Linked DNA regions of Homo sapiens: region 2 is linked to region 1. The links are chromatin loops, found by intact Hi-C in ENCODE. Cell type or tissue: breast epithelium. All regions are shown on one strand. Links, peaks and the distances in the headings refer to the core of each region. The heading gives the core; the rest is flanking DNA.

Region 1 (2,812 bases), core at 241-2,740:
ATGAATAAAACATGGCCACTGCCTTCAAATAGCCATTAATCCACCCACAAGATCATATGCACACTGTCCCACACTGCCAAGACCCTCTCCTATTTTCTTAAAAATTTCTCTGGAGGAAAATGATAATATGAATCATTATCAGCATCATTAATATTAATATTATAAGGGCTAACACTGTCATGGCACCTACTATGCGCCAGGCCATTTTCTAAGCACTAACTCCTTTAATTCTTACACCAACCCTGTGAAATACGTATTATCATCCTCCTCCTCCTTTTTTTTTTCTTTGAGATAAGGTCTCACTGTGTCACCCAGGTGAGAGTGTAGTGGTGCAATCACAGCTCACTACAGCGCTCAAGTAATCTAACCAACTCAGCCTCTTGAGTAACTGGAACTAGAGGCGTGTGCCACCATACCCAGCTAATTTTTTTTTTTAGAATGGGGTCCCACTATGTTGCCCAGGTTGGTCTTGAACTCATAGGCTCAAGCAATCCTCCTCATCTTAGCCTCCCAAAGTGCTGGGATTACAGGTGTGAGCCACCATGCCTGGCCAATCCTTATTTTTTTTTTACAGTTGAGGAAACTGAGGCAGAGAGAGATTAAGTAGTTTGTCCAAGGGGTCGCAGCTAGTAGGTAACAGGTCTGAGGTTGGAACCCAGGCTCTTTGGCCCCAAAGTTCATTTGCTTTTCCATGGCTGTGCTGCTTCTCAGGTCCCACAGGCTGCCCTCACTCTGTGGTCTCAGCATCCCACAGTGCTGTAAAGAGTCATTCTAGGGCCAGGTGCGGTGGCTCACACCTGTAATCTCAGCACTTTGGGAGACTGACGCAGGTGGATCACGAGATCAGGAGTTTGAGACCATCCTGGCCAAGATGGTGAAACCCCGTCTCTACTAAAAATATAAAAATTAGCCGGGCACGGTGGTGGGCGCCTGTAATCCCAGATACTCAGGAGGCTGGGACAGGAGAATTGCCTGAACCCGGGAGGTGGAGTTTTCAGTGAGCTGAGACCCTGCCACTGCACTCCAGCTTAGGCAACAGAGCAAGACTCTGTCTCAAAAAAACAAACAAACAAAAATAACAGAGTCATTCTGAGGCAGGAAAACAGGGTCTGGAGGCAGGGAACATAAGGCTGATTCACACTTCAGCTCTGACAGAAAATATCCTCTCCATAGGCGTACACTGGCTGTAAATGACTTTGTAACTTTACTTCATCCTCTTCATTTACATAAGACATACTCCAAGCAGAGGGTATTTAAACTCCCCCAAAATTCTATAACAGGGCCTTTGAGCCCCTATGCTCAGGCCCGCTCCCGCACTGTGGAGTGAACTTTCATTTTCAATAAATCCCTTCATTCCTTCCTTGCTTTGTTTGTGCGTTTTGTCCAATTCTTTGTTCAAGACATCAAGAACCTGAACACCCTCCACTGTTAATTCTTTGTGTCGAAACTGGATCTCTCATGTTGGGGATTAATCCTCTTCCCTCTCAGTCTGTCCTTAACTGCGACGGAGACTGTCTGAGAGTCACCAAGGCCCTCCGGAGTACAGTAAAAGTCTTCTTGAGAAGACAGGACACAGGCCTCAGGGCAGCAAACTCCCATCCTGCCCAGGGGACAATGGAGCCAAACAGATGGGTCCCAGAGGCCTGACCTCTTGTGAATCTGTGTTTATGGCAGGTGCTCCCGCAGGGACAAATGCCAACAGGCCTGGGAACCTAATCGATTTGCTGCCAGCATCAGCCAGTGTGTGAGCCTTGCAGTGCATCCCAGCAGCATCTCAGTATCTGAGCACAGCCGGTTGGTAAGTAACTCATCCAGGGGCATGGGGAGAGGGAATACAGTGCATGCACCTGTGTGGGTGTGCTCCATTCACGCTTGCACAAGTATCTGTAAATTGATCAGACTTTAAATCCAGTAAGGAGACTTTATGTTTATAGCAAACGTATGGCAATGCCTATTGTAAAGGGCATAGTCATTCTCCAGTTTCCCTGCAAATTCATTACCCATTGATCTGTTTTGTAAATCTAGATTTTTGCATTTAGTAACAAACATCTGCAACATAATGCAGTCCAATACCAAATAACACATTCTTTAGTATCTGCTGCATTTACAATTCTCCACTCACTGCACTCTTAAAGAAATCTGTGAGTTGCATGTGTGTGTGTGTGTGTGTGTGTGTGTGTGTGTGAGAGAGAGAGAGAGAGAGAGAGAGAGGAAAGAATAAGAGCAAGAAAGAGACTGCCTCAATTCGAAGTCAGTGTATGCTTAAAGAGAATATTAAAGAGAATAAAATAGCCCTTAACTATCTATCAAGGTACAACCCAAAATATTTCATGTCCTCAGGCCCTGCATTATTATTTCATTCTGAAGGTTTTATGAGCATTCACGAATGTTAATTAGTTAATGAACCTTCCAAGATTTCAGTTCATTCATCCCCACCAGGAGCTTTTGGCTCCAAGGGAGCTGAGGAAACAAACAGGGGAGTTTGTACCTAAGTCTCTTGGCCCCATGGAAACGAAACTGGGGCAGAGATTCAGCAGCAAACAAATGTATGGAAAGGTTAGGTGATGCCCACTGAGACTGAGAAACCCACTGCAAATAACACCACTGGGTATTGATAGGAAGATAGAGGGAAACCTACAGGCTGGGCGCGGTGGCTCACGCCTGTAATCCTAGCACTTTGGGAGGCTGAGGTGGAGAGGGTTGCTTGAGCCCAGAAGCTCAAGACTAGCCTGGGCAACATAGTGAGACCCTGTCTTTACTAAAAATTTAAAAAATAAAACAAAGGGAAACCTACCTACGCCATCATGGTCCT
Region 2 (2,812 bases), core at 254-2,753, 150 kb before region 1:
TAGAAACTGCAGAGCAATTTGGCACATTCCTTTATCATAGGGTCTTTTCTGAGCTCATCAGTCAAAAGGAAAGAGAAGATAGTACCTTGTTTAAACAGGGCCAGAGATGTTAGTGGTTTTCCCTGATGGTAGAACTTGTAGTGGTGAAATTCAAGGCATATCTAATGTCCCAAAGGAGATTTTTGGCATCCTGACATTCCCTGTGGTCAGCTTCTGTGTATGAAAGAGGGATCCAGATTAGTGGAGCAGAACTGGATGGGTCCTGGTGTCAGCCTTAGAGAGAAACAGAGATCATGGGTGTTTTCCATCCCAGGCCCACAGGGGTCCCAGCATCAGAACAAAGATCTTCCAAAGTGTGACTCCATGATGGTGTGCCAGTCTTGACAGAGAGAAGAAAAGTTGGGATGGGCAATGGCTATAGGGAATTAATACAAAACTTTCACTTCAGATGGAAGGTGCAAGAGAAACATAAGGCATAGCCCTTGCCTTTAAGGAATTTGCAATCTAGTGGGAAAGATGAAGGTGAAGTGCCCCGGTGGGGTGCAATGGCTCACGCCTGTAATCCTAGTACTTTGGGAGGCTGAGGTGGGCAGATCATAAGGTCAGGAGTTCAAGACCAGCCTGGCCAATATGGTGAAAACCCATCTCTACTAAAATTACAAAAATTAGCCAGGCGTGGTGGTGGGCACCTGTGGTCCCAGCTGCTTGGGAGGCTGAGGCAGGAGAATCGCTTGAACCTGGAAGGCGGAGGTTGCAGTGAGCTGAGATCGCGCCACTGCACTCCAGCCTGGGCGACAGCATGAGACTCTGTCTCAAAAAAAAAAAAAAGAAAAGAAAAAAAGAAAGAAAGCAAAGTGCCCAAATTAAGCACACTGATTAGCAAAAGGAGAGGTCAGAGGGAATTGCAGTCAGAATGCAGCAGAGGAGAAAGAATGCTGGACTTGAAATTAAAACACCTGGGTTCCAGTAACTTCTCTGCCATTTCCTGGACATGTGATCTACAAGTCACTTATGCTCTCTGAGTATCCTTGCTTCTCTCATTTCTGAAATGAGTTTCTTTTGAAAAAGCAGATACCACTAGTGAAAATATTTCAACATATATTTATTAAATGACTTATCTGTTACAAGTTCACAATGAAAAGAAGCTAGTGTACAAATCCTTAAAATTCTGTATAAACAGAAAGCGCCATGGCATCTTAAAAGAGATGGACCTTGAGAAGGTCCTAAAGATTGTTCAGGCATTGGATGACTGTGGGAAGTGAGGCAGGGGAATGCCACATTCCAGACTGTAAGATTAACATGAGCGTAGATTCAGGGGAGTGAAATGAACTTAGTATCTTCAAGGAACCACTACACCCCGGGGTGGTAGGGAGGGGGCTGTCAGAAATAAGATTGAGCACAGAGGGTAGCGCAAGATTATGAGAAAGTTTGAAAGATGGCCTTTAGCCCTCTGATATTATGGTTGTGGAGTGTAATTTTTATTCAAGGGGAAGAAAAAAAAGAAAAGAAATGCATGCTGCTCACCCAAACATCAGGACATTCTGTTCTTCTGTGATTGTGCTTCGTGAAAATGTTCTCCTGCAAAAAAGAAAGAAAAAGAATGATTAAGGGAAAAAAATAACTAGAGCCACAGTCATTTCAGCTCCACTGAAAGCACAGCAGGAGAAAGTAGCTGTGTTTGCCAAACTCCAGAAAGAGACACAATTGATGGGGGTGGGGAGAGGGGAGGGTGAGGCAGGGGGTGGGAGATGAGGAGGAGCGGTTCTGCGTTGTTTTATTCCCCCAAGAAGATATTGTAAATAATGGAGAGGTATAGTACATGGAAGGGGAAATTACTCTGACAGGGCCCTTTTAGGGAGGAAAATGGAACTAAACACACGTTCCATTATTCCTGATCTTTCTTTCAACTCCCCATTTACATGGGGGCTCCCCGGAGCTGATGTTTCCCTTTTGCTGTCATAAGTAGTCATTGACTGGAGCCGATCATTTCGAAATAACGGCCTGCTACTCTTCCGCTGTCGTGATTAACACAGGGTAATAATTATTAACCACACTGATAACTGCAGAGGAGGGGGCGGCTGCCAGGTTGCCCTGCTTTTCTGAAGCCAGGAAACTTCCCTGTCATTCCACCAGGGGTGGGTGATGTCCTGGAGAGACCACAGAAGGCTTTCTGCCGGCTTCTCCAGGAGACCAGGAGCTGGGGCTCCCGCACCCTGGGCAATCGCCAAGGCTGGGTTTGCTGTCATATCACGACCTTGTGCAACAATGCCAAAGTAGGAATTCCACAGGAAAAAGTGGAGGCTGGAGCTTGAGGGATGGGGAAGAAGAGAGAAGGTAAAGAGACACTACGGGATTGTCCTATGCTCTTGGCCTTTGAAACGTCAGGAAATATTGTCAGCTGAATGGATCGAAGGGGCTATAGCCACCCATGACTCAGAAAGATTCATAACACCAGAGCCCTGAATGGGAGCGTTTATCAAAGACAGGCAGAGAGAGAAATCATCCGACTTGGGATAATTCAAAGGCAAAATCCTATTTCTCAGCTCTGTCCCTGGATTGCACTCCCTCGTTGATTTTTTAGGCAGTGAGTTTCTTAGGCATTAAAAGAAGCCTTTTTTTTTTTTTTTTTTTTTTTTTGGCGTCAACATCCTTCCACCGTTCTCCAAGGAGAGAGTTGGAAGGGCGGCAGCATAGCAAGCTGGCGGTTGTGCTGGGGAGTAGAGGGTGCATCAAAGCTAATTCCTGCTTTTTACAGGTGGGGAAACCAAGGCCAGAGGAGGGAAGGTGACCTATGTGATGTCACACTGCCAGG

Evidence for each region. Peaks named below come from ENCODE experiments on the same cell type or tissue, not always from the same donor. Only the 100,000 strongest peaks of a DNase experiment are listed, where the experiment ranks them.
Region 2: it touches region 1 in a loop (17-fold over the local background); 34 of 110 quality-filtered maps call a loop at or near these places.

What each region holds. Positions count from the first base shown.
Region 1 is chr1:208,097,832-208,100,643 of GRCh38, reverse strand. It overlaps PLXNA2 (plexin A2), which reads left to right. Exons shown (of 32, transcript NM_025179.4): 6 at 1,675-1,798. Among named protein-coding and RNA genes, the nearest start is that of LINC02767, 140 kb to the right of the region's middle. In breast epithelium, for the core only: no CTCF peak of the experiment used is centred there; no DNase peak of the experiment used is centred there.
Region 2 is chr1:208,251,895-208,254,706 of GRCh38, reverse strand. It overlaps LOC105372889 (a long non-coding RNA gene), which reads right to left and starts at 1,965. Exons shown (of 6, transcript XR_922509.2): 1 at 1,880-1,965; 2 at 1,525-1,578; 3 at 86-210. In breast epithelium, for the core only: no CTCF peak of the experiment used is centred there; no DNase peak of the experiment used is centred there.